Linked DNA regions of Homo sapiens: regions 2 and 3 are each linked to region 1. A link is an interaction called in ENCODE POLR2A ChIA-PET data of the cell type or tissue named here. Cell type or tissue: OCI-LY7. All regions are shown on one strand.

Evidence for each region. ChIA-PET counts read pairs that join two places held together with the same protein. Peaks named below come from ENCODE experiments on the same cell type or tissue, not always from the same donor. Only the 100,000 strongest peaks of a DNase experiment are listed, where the experiment ranks them.
Region 2: POLR2A ChIA-PET joins it to region 1 with 7 read pairs; 2 of 35 experiments call an interaction of 5 or more read pairs at or near these places.
Region 3: POLR2A ChIA-PET joins it to region 1 with 6 read pairs; 2 of 35 experiments call an interaction of 5 or more read pairs at or near these places.

The regions. Positions count from the first base shown.
Region 1 is chr6:159,210,642-159,214,641 of GRCh38, forward strand. The region is part of intron 4 of FNDC1 (fibronectin type III domain containing 1); the gene reads left to right. Among named protein-coding and RNA genes, the nearest start is that of FNDC1-IT1, 28 kb to the right of the region's middle. In OCI-LY7, no CTCF peak of the experiment used is centred here; DNase peaks (open chromatin) are centred at 1,630 and 2,560; H3K4me3 peaks cover 287 bases; H3K27ac peaks cover 1,518 bases.
Region 2 is chr6:159,487,267-159,491,266 of GRCh38, forward strand. No RefSeq gene overlaps it. Among named protein-coding and RNA genes, the nearest start is that of LINC02529, 110 kb to the left of the region's middle. In OCI-LY7, no CTCF peak of the experiment used is centred here; no DNase peak of the experiment used is centred here.
Region 3 is chr6:159,481,673-159,485,672 of GRCh38, forward strand. No RefSeq gene overlaps it. Among named protein-coding and RNA genes, the nearest start is that of LINC02529, 100 kb to the left of the region's middle. In OCI-LY7, no CTCF peak of the experiment used is centred here; a DNase peak (open chromatin) is centred at 1,789; H3K4me3 peaks cover 770 bases; H3K27ac peaks cover 780 bases.

The sequences.
Region 1 (4,000 bases):
GAACTTGCACAGGAAGAACGAGCCTGTGGTGGATGCAGGCTCGGGTGGCGTTTGCTGGAGCTCACCAACTTTGGAGATGTCAGGCAGCACCGGGCCTGGGCATGAGCTGGGGTCAGGGAGTTCAGATGCAGAGTATGGCCAACAAAGCTGATGTCCTGCCCCCATCTGGCTATCAGCAGCCGACCTTCACTGCTCCCGGACACACATTCTCACCCCTTTCCCTGCCCTCTCTTTCTTCTTCCTCTCAGGCTTCTCACCTCTTCCTTATCAAGCTTCTTCATCAGGAGTGCACAAAAGGCCTGGTCCTGATGGAGGTGGGAGGCCAGGTGAAAACACACCCTGGCCAGGTGCTTCTGGTTCACACTGAACTTCGAGCACCATGGCTCCGGCCTAAATGGCTGGACACCCCCTGACCCCCACCCCCGGCGTGCAGATTGGTGTCCACAGTTATAATGGAGGCTGGTGCTGGGGATGGTGGGGCAGCTGCCTGGGGTAAGGTGGGTATTTGAAGGCCTGTGAGCATCAGGCCTGCTCTTTCAGGTCACGGGGATAGAGATCAGGACCATCTTTGTGAAGTTGGTGGTCAGCGCAGTGGGGTGTCAGATCGGTCAGTGGGACAAACCAGACAAATTGCGGCTCTTCAAGGCTGTAGATGGAGTGAAACCTCACATTCTGCTGGGAAGTGAGCATGTCCTGCCAGGCAAGACCTGGGCCAACAGAAAGTAGCCGCCAGACAGCTGTGGTCATGCGTTCTTTTACACCAATGAAGAGAGGGATTTCGAGTGACTGATAATTGCTAGATGTTGATGAAGATGAATAACGCTCTTCATCTGGCTATAGGCAACCTCATATTTGAAAAGATTTTCAATGTAAAGGGTCCTTGGCAATAAGCCCTCTCTTTTGCTCACATTTGGTTCTTTGAAACATTTTTTTTTTTAGTGCCCCTGTATGCAAGGCCTGGTGGTAAGCTCTGTGATACATTCACGGCTCCCATTCTGAAGGGGGTTACCCACTCAGGTAGTGAATCTAGTAAGTGAGGGATTTCATTTTTGTCAGGCCCACAAACACAACTAGTGTGCTTAATACAGCATATGTCAGGTATGGCACCGAACGCTTTACATGGTTATATTACAAAGTGCATATGCTGTGCACTATTTTACAGAAGAAACTGAAATTCAGAGAGGTCTAAGCCACATAGCCTGTAATAGATTCGATTCAGACTTTGACTTCAGAGCCTGTGACTTCAAGCCCAATTCAGAAGCTACCAAGTTTAACTAGCATAGAATGGGTAAAACATCATATTGAATTTTAGATTATTTTCTTTGTAAAAAGAAGAGATTTTGATTCTATACAACTTCAGAATATTTGCCAATTTGCAAAGCCAGTGGCACAAATCCGGAGAAATACTTGAATCCTGTCTGGTTTCTGAGGTCTACTGCAATCTGGATGGTAATTGTTTCACCCAGGGGACCTGCCAAGTGGGTGACATATCATTAGTTGCCGCAGGTCTTCTGTTATCAGCCAGTTCTGAGTGCAATTCACCTGATTACGTTGTACCAACAGCAGTTGAGGGAATGTGTCCAGCCAAGTTTGAAGTACATTCAGCGCTGGTGGATGCAAGCTCCATTACCCTTGGCAGTTGTGACTTCCTGTTTTCAAGATAAAAGACTTACACAGATTTATTAGAGAATTTCAGAAGGCTTTGGTGAGGCTATCACATACAGCCCAGAGAGAACACTTAAATAGTTTAATTGCAAATGAATTTGAACCATATGGCTAGTTTTCTTAATATGCACATCAGTTTAAAAGAGGATTACCAGATGATCTATCAAAGATGTTTGATGGTATATATAACCAGAGTATTAAAGAAAGGAAATTTTCAAAATACTTGAAAAAAATGGGGTTGGTTTTTCTAAACCCAAAGATTTGAAAGAGAGACAATTGTGTTTAGAGGGAGGACATTCTCACTTCACTCTGGTTATTACCGAGACAGCGAGCTCCATGTTGTCTAGGGAACAGTTCTTCCTGGGTGGTATTTGGTGACAGTCCTTCTCTTGTCCGTTTGCTACCTGCTGAGAATACTTTTTGTTATATGTAATGCCTACTGGGCAAAGCAGTCATGTGTTTATACCCTGAAGGGAGCCTGTTGGCTCAAATCCCTTGTTTCACATTCATTAGAAGAGGTTGGGAGGTTGGTGGGATGGCCCATGGGGTAAGGAGGAGCTTAAATGAAAGGGGCATCATGGAAAGGGGATGAAACTGGGAATCAGAATGGCTGAACTCTGCCTGGCCCTAAACAGCTATGTGACTGTCTGTCAGCTACTACTTCCCCTCTGTGAGCCACAGTTTTCTCATGGGGGTGATGAATCTATCCTACTTACCTTGGAGCTGTTCTAAGGACAGCTAGATGAACTATGTGAGAGCTTGCTGCAGAGCGAAACATTCCATAAAATAGGGGGATTGCAAGAGCCAGCCTCAGCCCTGTCCCCAAAGCTGTTCAGTGGGCCTGGTCTCATTCTAGGTTGGACAGCAAGGCCAGAGCCTGGAAGGGGGAAGCGTGTGCAATGAGCAGAAAGCTGTTGTCCCTGCTGTTGGGGTGTGTGGCTCATGTTTAGTGAACCTGGCATGGTGCAGGACAGAGCCACCGGCAGACACTGCAGGCAACAAGCTTGTGCCATCTGTGACCAGGCTCCTTGTCCTTGGAACTTCACTCCTGACTCCTCAGGGACCCCGACCCTCAGGAAATTTCAAAGACCTTTTAAAAAATTTTTATTGCAGCTTATTACGGTTGAGTGTCAGGGATTGCCGAGTCAGAATTGGTTTGTCCTGGAACAGAGAACTGCCATCCTCCCCAGGGCCCAGCAGGGACACTGTGACCCCCAGTATCAGTTTCCATCCCCAGACACACGGCTGGGAAGGTCTCAGGACTGGAGCAGAGTTCAGGGCAGAGGATGCTGTCTCTGCTCAATGATTTATGTTCCAGCTGACTCACATAAGACCAGTGTGTGTGTTCTCAGTAGATCTGCTCATTTTACTGGACTATACTTTTGGACTAAAAACAAAAAAAAAAAAACCTTTAAAACAATTACTACTTTGATTATTGGGGAAAGTATTTGTTGAACATACCATGGTGTTCTCTTAGTAGCCTATAGGAATGGGGTGCCCAGTGACTGGTTGGGTAGCTCCAGCTAATCTACAAGTGGATATTCCTTTTGGTTAGATTCAGGACGTTGGAACCAGGTGTCTGCCATTTCAGCATCTCCAAAGGCTATTGATTTATGTGTTCTTGAAGGGCATGCTGAATTGTGATATTAGATTTTGTTTTTATGTCTTAGTGTTGAAATGTTAGCCTAGCTGGGAATTTTCCAATCTAATAAAATTAGTCAGAATTGGTGATGGGGTTAATGTATATATGGAGGAAGAATGCTTGGGAACTAACTGCCTTACACAATTAAAGAGGTGCTCCTTAGCCTAACTGGATCCCCAAATGAGGGCTTACAATGTGGTTAGTGGCATATTCTAAAAGAGGGCAAGGTGGTAGTCACATGATCCATAACCCTTGTTTCCAAACATACCAGCTCTTATTTGATATACAAGCAAAATTTTAAACACTAAGTATTGATCACCAGAATACACTGCTTTGGGAAAGTTTATAGTGAGGGCATTTCTTGAGATTAACTGGCTTAGCAAGAGATTTCTCAAAACTGATTAATGTAGCAAGTAAAAAAAACAACAGACACAGAGGATAGCAGCGATGGTGTAGCATGGCCAGGCTTTGTCTGGAGGAGCAAGGCTTAGACATGGAAGAAAAATTAGGACCCAAAATAGAAATCAGTTAATGATTCATTGTAAAGGCAAGGAAAGCCCGTCTTTTCAACATTACAGTGAAAAAGCTTTCTGGAGGAGAGTTATAAATAGCACATAATGTCTCTCTGCTATATTTTTATACTGACCTTTAGCTCTTTCCTGAGAATATATAGTTTTGGCCTAAAGGGGACAA
Region 2 (4,000 bases), 280 kb after region 1:
ATTGTACCCCATAAATATATACAATTGTACTTTTTCAATAAATTTCTGAAAAGGAAAGAATGCACAAATAAGCAATTTAGGAATAAAAATGGAAATAGAGCTTTAGATTCAAGACAGAGTTAAAAGATAATAAGACACTTTTAAAAACTACTCCATGCCAATACATTTGAAAACTTAGACAAAATTGACAAATTCCTAGAGAAACAAAACTTTTCAAAGCTGACTTGAGAGTAAGTGGAAGATCCATAGTCCTATACCCATTACAAAAATGGAATCTTCAGTTAAAAAAAAATCTAACTCCCAACAAGATAACAGATCCAGAGAACGTATATCCATATTCTGCCAAGTCAAGGAATAAATCATTCCTGTTTTTGCTATTTCAGAGAAAGGAAACAGTAGTAATATTTCCTAATGCATTCTATGAACACAAGACGTCTTGATACCAAAAGCAAATTAGGACAGGGCAAGAAAGAGAAAGGCCAGTCTTGCTCATTGTGTAGACATAAAAATCCTGAACAAAAATTAAGCAAATGAAATCCAACCATATATAAGTAAGATTAAGACATCATGGGTTTTTCTCAGGAAATGAAGATGTGACTCAACACTAAAAACTCTGTAATTGACCACATTAAAATATCAATGGTAAGAGAAAGGAGACGAGGGGGAGAGAGATCATCTAAATAAATGCAGAAACATTGTTGATAACAATGTAACACTGATTTAAAATAAACATTCAAGAAAACAAGAAATAGAATGGAACTTCTTTCCTGGATGTCCACTCCAAACCTATTATAGGAAACATAATTCTGAACAATGAAACATTCGAAGCATTCCCTTTACACTCAGATACAAGACAAAGGGGCCACTATCATCACTTTAATGAATAAATACTGGAGATCCTAGCCAGTAAGAGAAGGAAAAGTGATGCCAGGTGTGTAAGCATTGGGAGTTATTTACTTCCACTGCACACCATATACTGTAGACTCTTGCCTAGTCATAGTCATGAGTCTAGTCATTCATACATTAGACTCTTGCCCAGTCTTCAAATATACCACATATTATCATAGCTCCACACTTTCATTTATTCTGCTTCCCCTCGCTGGGATGCCTTTCTTCTGTTCCTTCAAGATGTAGCCTAAATGTCAGCTCCTCTGTGAATCCTACTCCATCAAGGCAGAATAAACCAATCCCTTGTTAAAAATCTTCACAAAGATGATGGCGTAGGAGAGGCTTGGGATTCTCCCGAATAGATTGGTGGGCTTGGGGTTCATCTCATTGTCACCATCACCACTTCCACCTTCACTAATTGTTCTGGCCAAAATTTGCTCATCTCTGAAACTTTAAGTCTCTGCTACAAAAATGAGCTATGCAGCATCCTAATATGTAATATGCCCTTCAACCCAGTGTCAGCTGGACATCTGGGGCAGAGGACACATGGAAGTGCCCAGGCAATGTGACATGGGGTGCAAGTCCCAAGATTTGAATCAGTGTGGTCCCTGCTGAGAGCTGAGCAGGTGTTCCTCCCCTAGATTGCTTCACCAGCCACAGGGCTCTGGTTAGGGGACAAGATTGCACCAAATGTTGGCATTAAAAGTTTCCCTTCATCTCCCCTTTTCCTGAAGCTTATCATGACACACATGTTGAAGCCTGTAAGAAAGAGAAGCTTTGATGCATTGAGATGCAGACACAAACAGATCTCCCCAGAGGGGATTTATGACATAGGCAACTCGAACATGTCTCATAGTGGGGAGGGTTTTCCTTCCCATATCTCTCTTCTGTTCCCACAGTGCTTTCCCACCTGTGAAACAAGGGCCTGGACACAACCAGAGGTTGGTTTCCTCCTAGAAAGTTTACCTCTGAAAATTGGTCAGCTAGATGGATGGGGAAAAAGGGAGTAGGTTCAATCATCAGTTTGCATTCCATTTTCCTGCACCAGAGCCCTGAGAAATGATGGTGGATCTTCACAAAGAAAAGCTGACACCTTCAGGGAAAGTGTTCACCTGTAGCCTTAATGGCCTCTTGCCCACAAATCCAGCAGCCAGCTTCCTACATTGTCTTGGGGTCTCCATGTTCCAATTCTGGGAGAGGGAAAGCAATGAGAAGATGTCATTTATCCAAAATAATTTGTAGGGGACTTTTTTTTTTCCATCTAGCCATCAACGAAAATCATTGACAACCTACTTGTAACTGGCATTGTCCTGGACATCATGAAAAAGTTCAAAGAAGGGCATGGCCCTTCCCTTAGCAGGCTCAAGGACTATCTGGGAGGGTTGGCTGGTGTATCAATCAAGGTTCAATCAGGAAAACACCATGTTTTAGGGATAAGAGATTTCACTAGAATTAAACCTCACATAAATGTGGAAGAAGCTAAAGAAGTGAAGACTTGGAAGGCAAAGTTGGAGGATCTAAGAAGAGTCACCAACTAGACCTCCTCATTCACTGGCACGGTAGAAAATCTGAGCTTGCAGGGAAATCTAAGAAACCAAGGGCGGGCAGCCTCCCCTTGAGACCACAAATGGGGGCTTGTGGAGAGGGGTCAGAGAAGCTGTGCCTCAGTCACATCCACCTCTGTGGGTCCCCACTCTGGTGCTGGGCTTTGAACTGCTATTGGTCAGCGGGCCAGCAGTTTGGAAGAAGGGAATGAAAGCTAGCATACCTGGGAGGCCCGGGCAGCTCTGCATCTCTCACCAGACATGGTCACAATGGATTTCTGAGAGTAATGGTCACCACTTTAGCCCTGCCTTCCAAATTTCACATAGATCTCTGTTAGCCAAGTCTAACCTGGGGAAGGGGATTCAAGGAATGGTGCAGCTCCCCAGTTTGACCAAGTTGAGCCAGAACAATCTCGCACTTTGACCCAGAAAAATCTTAAACAGCTGGCAATGGAAAACAGTTATTGAGTGAAGAGCAAGGCTTGAAGAACCCAGGAAAGAAGGCAGACAGGGTTCATGGAAGCTTCATGAAGGAGATGCAGCTTTAACTGGGCCTCAGAGAAAGAATATGATTTAGGTCAATGGGGAGAGGAGAGAATGTGCAAATATCTCCTGCTTAAACACGCTTCTTCCTGTACTTTGATTTTGGCTTAGAAGTGTATAAACCTTTCACAGGACACTAACAGGAACCAGGAGACCCTGAATCTGGGACAGAGACAAATGAAGAGGCTTCATCTCCTAGGTTTTGACTCTGTCCTTGGGAAAGACTGACCCCATCTCCTGCTGCTCAGACACATGGACTCACCCCAAGTGGAGCAACAGGTTTGTCCAACAGCCAAAGCTTTGCACGCCCATTTGTTTCTGTGTATCCTCGGAGACTGTTTGGCATGCCTGCTCAAGAACAAAAGTCCACTTTAAGAAGAATGAATCCCGTCTGGTTGCTTCTTAAGGACAAATTTTAAAATAAAGACAGCTTTTAAAAACAAGTAGAGCTTTGTTCTTCACTGACCTCAGCAAGATGTCTGTCAACACCTTTGCGTGGTTGCCTGGCTTAGCAGGTCTGATTAACAGTGGCACCTCCCACAGAGAGACAAGTGTGGGGAAGGGACGTGGAACTGGTGAGCTTTTGTTGTGATAGGAGGAAAAGGGCCCACCACCCAAGACATTCCAGCCAGGATCAGGGGCTGGGGTGGTGGCCATGTACCTGCCAGGAGGAGGGGCTGCATAAAGGAGGTTGGTGCTCAGAGGGAGCGGAGGTCAGAAAGGGAGGAAGTGGCAGCTGGTGAAGAAATGGGCTCTCCAAAGGTGAACTACAACCCTTGACAAATAAAGTCAGCACTGTTGGGAAGTATCCCAATGCCTCGGAAGCCTTCAGGTTAGAAAGTTCTTCCAGACATCTGTGTGGCTTAGGAGTATAGAAGAGCTTCCTCTTGTTCCTGTCTCCTTCTAAATTGCATCTCCTCATTTGTGGGAAAGTGAGGAGTTTCCCACAGGTGCAAAGAAACATCACAAGATTTCCTCTAAGCTATCTTTTTATTATTTTTAGGTCCTCTCCTGTAGATGGTCAA
Region 3 (4,000 bases), 270 kb after region 1:
TTCTTCCCCCACTCACTTTTCCTCTCCTTGTCCTTCCATTTTTCTTTCTGGATATGTGTCAACTTCACCAGCTAATTTTTTTATTTTTGGCTATCATATATTGGGATGTCTAAATCCCTTTTCTTGTTATGTTTGATTCTTTTCTATAGCATCCTATATTTGTTCCCCGTAAGTAGTTTCTTCTCTCATCTCTCTGAAGTCATTCGTTACATTTATTTTCTTAATTTTATTTTGTACCTATGTTGTCTGTTTCCTGTGGTGTTTTTTCTTTCTGTTTGAATCTCTGTTACTCAGTTAAAGGCTTTATATAGATGCATGGTTAGTCTTGGCTGTCTCTTCATATTTACGAATGAGACCCTAAGAAGAATATTGGATCCATTATAAGAGCAGGGCTTAGAGCCAGACACAGTGGTACATGCCTGTGGTTCCAGCTCAGGAAGCTGAGGCAGGAAAATTGCTTGAGCCCAGGAATTTGAGGCTGTGGTGCACTATGATGGCACTACACTCCAGCCTGGACAACATAGAGAGAATCCAGCTCAAAATAAAATAAATAAATAAAAATTTAAAAATAAAATAAAAAACAAAAGAAAAGCCTGGCTTACAGACATGGCTTTACTGTAGAATGATTTTCACTGAAGCACTAAATGCCAATATTGAAATTATTTCATCTTGGGCCAGTGTTCTGAAAGAGGAGTCTTTTGATCTCATATTTCGGGTTGTAAGCCCAACTATCAGTCTTGGGGGTTGAAGTGAACTGGAGATTCTATAATTTGGGATGTTTATTTTCACTTTATCCCTATTTTTCAGTATCAATTCCATATCCACACCCCTCAACTACACTTGATGTCTCCAAATCCAGAGCTTATTCAGTTCAAAGTGCCCAAAAAGTAAACCTCTCACCTTGTCTCAGAATGAGAAGTATGTGATTGTCTCCTTATATGAGGTGAAAGAAGGAATCTGAAGCCCGAATTCTCCGTAACAACTTGACCTCAGTAGTTCTGTTTTCAGCCCACCTGCGTCCTGACACAATGCTCTGATTCCTGAGTTTTTCCAGAATTCTATGACAAGAAAATTGTGTTTTCTACCCCGTCTCCCACCCCTCTCAAACTTCCATCTAGAGCTTAGGTAGTAGTCATTTCTGGGATTTAAGCCATTTATTTTTCTTCATTTTTCTTTCCAATTTTCAAAGTACCGACTTCTAGCTGCAGAAATTTTCCTCTTTTTCTTTTAATTATTGTGGGTTTATGATGTGTTATTCCTTCACTATCATTTTAATGGGACTTCAGAGGGGAGATAAAATAAATAGTGTGTTCAAACCTGGTTAACTGGAAGTCTGTTCTCACTTATTTTTAATATGCATTATATTAGGTAACTTAACTATATCTGGAACAAAGTGAAAAGAGAGGGAGAGAGAACAGGTGATAAGGGACAAAGAAGAGAGAAAATAGGGGGGAAAGGGAGGAGAGGAGAAAGAAGAAAAATAGACACAGAAATGGCTACAGGCCTGGCCCAGGCCAGCATTGGCATTTACAGGAGACCAGGGTGGTGAGCAGGACCAGCATGGTGAGTGCAGCTGGCCACATCTCACTCACTGCTTTCGTGCTTAAAATAAATAAGACGTCTTATCCTAGATTGGTGGATTAGAAATCTAATTCTCAGTGTTAACATTCTATAGTTAGTTCCAAAATGGAATATTTTTGAGTTAAAACAGTTTGACCCCAGGGCAGTCGAAAATCTGCTCTAGAAGGAAGTAGGCACAAGAGGAAGCACACACAGTGCCATACTATTTCTGGGCTGGGCTGGGCTCACTGAAAGCTTTTCAAGTCTTACTCTGTGACATTTACAGAGAAGTTTCAAGAATGCTTGACAGAACAGGCTTTCAAAGTGTCTTTCTTTTTTCATCTACATTTATGTATAACCAGGGTAGAATTATAGTTCACTACTGACCCAAAAAACATGACACTGGGGGGTGAACTTACTCTATGGGCTCAATCAGGCTGGGCTACCCAGGGAAACAGTATTGAAGAGAGTAAGACGCAGGGAGGGCTGCATCAACATGACTAAGAAGACCTGTCCCTCTACACAGCTAGATCCTGCTAAAATTGCCTTTGCGCTATTTTTAAAATATGGCTGAAGGGAAGCCTCTAAAAACAAAATGTTGTTTTCAAAAAGTCTTTGAGCTGAAATCCGAACAGGAAACCATGAGCTTTCAACAAAGGCATCAGCCATACTAATCTCTGGAGTAACATCCCCAGTTGAGGCTCTCAGGATTCCCACATATGAAGTGCAAAAAAACGTGAGCTCACAATCAAAGATTAAATTCACAAAGAAAAAATTACCATGATTATGTGTTTAAAGAAAGAAAAACAACATGAGAACTCCCCCATACAAGGTCTTCAGATATTAAAATCATTAGACAGATAAACTCTGTAGAAAACTATTTGAAGGCATGAAATATAGAATCATAAACATTTAAAAATTCATCAAAAGACTGTTTAAAATGATGACAGATATTTTAGAAATGAAAAATATATTTGTTGTAAATAAGAAATTGTTAGAGTCCTCACAAAAATAACCAGGAAACCTGGTGTCGACAAAGCAAACTGAGTTTACTCACATTCTTTCCAGTAAGGAAGGATAAGGTCTCAAAAACAGCTTGAGAAACAAAGTCAAAGGGGAATTCTTACAGCACTGGGCCTGTGTTTAAGGTTAGAACTCAGGTGATTTGTGGGTGGGTTTTCAAAAGGAGATAAATAAATATTGGGTGCAACAGTCAAGAGCCAGTGACTTTTAGGTGTTCAGGAGCACAGAGAAGGGTCTTCCCAGCAAGTTGTTTAGTGGAGCATCCTATTGTCTTATCACTCCAGAGCAGGCTGGGCAGTGGAGCTGCTTTGTAAATTTCCACTTGTTGGTTAATTCAATTCTTTTTTCTCAAACTCCTCATGGATTCTTCAGAAGACTGGACAAAGCTAAAATCAGAATTAATTAATTTAAAGATAAATTAAAAAAAAAACCTAGTCAGAATGCAATAAAGAGAGTCAAGGATAGAAAATATGAAAGGATGGAAGCGATGTTAGGAGACTTGCCAGACACCTAACCAAAGTCCCAGGTGAGAAGACAGGGAATCCATGGCCAGGCATGGTGGCTCACTCCTGTAATCCCAGCATTTTGGGAGGCTGAGACAGGAGGATTCCTTGAGCCCAGGAGTTCAAGACCAGCTTGGGCAACCTGGCGAGACGCCATCTCTACAAAAAATTTAAAAATTAGCCAGGTGTGGTGGTGCATGCCCGTAGTCCCAGCTACTCAGGAGACTGAGGTGGGAGGATCATTTGAGCCCAGGAGGCAGAGGCTGCAGTGAGCCGAGAACACACTACTGCACTCCAGCCTTGACAACAGAGTGAGACCCTGTCTCACAAAAAAAAAAAAAAAAAAAAAAAAAAGAAAAGAAAAGAAAAGAAAAGAAAAAAGACAGAGAATACAGATGAGGCAAAATCTGAAGATATGGCTGAGTTTTCCAGAACTGATAAAGGACACAAACCCTAAGATGTAGGAGGCACAATTAACATAGCAAGATATATAATAAAAATTTCACACATAAACACTATGCAAGGAATGAACCAAAGCAACAGTGAACAGAGATCGACAACAAAGAAAAGCAACTGGGCTGACAGACGACCCTTTAGCAGGAGCAATGGGAGCCTAAGGATAGTCAAAGATAGCTTCAGAGTAATGAAAAAATAAATTCACTCTCAATCTTGAATTAAATATTCAACAAAATTACCTTTTAGGGAAAAAGAAAAAATAAAAATGTATTCAAATAATTAAGGAGTGAGAGAATTTACTGCCAGCAAAACTTCACCAAAGTAGCTTCAAAAGTACATAGATCAGGACAAAGGAAGGTAACACCAGAAGAAAGGTCAGAGCAAAAAAGCCATTGAGCAAAACAATTATAAAACATGAGATAAAAGAACATCCAGGAAAGATGTTTCATTCTGTTTCT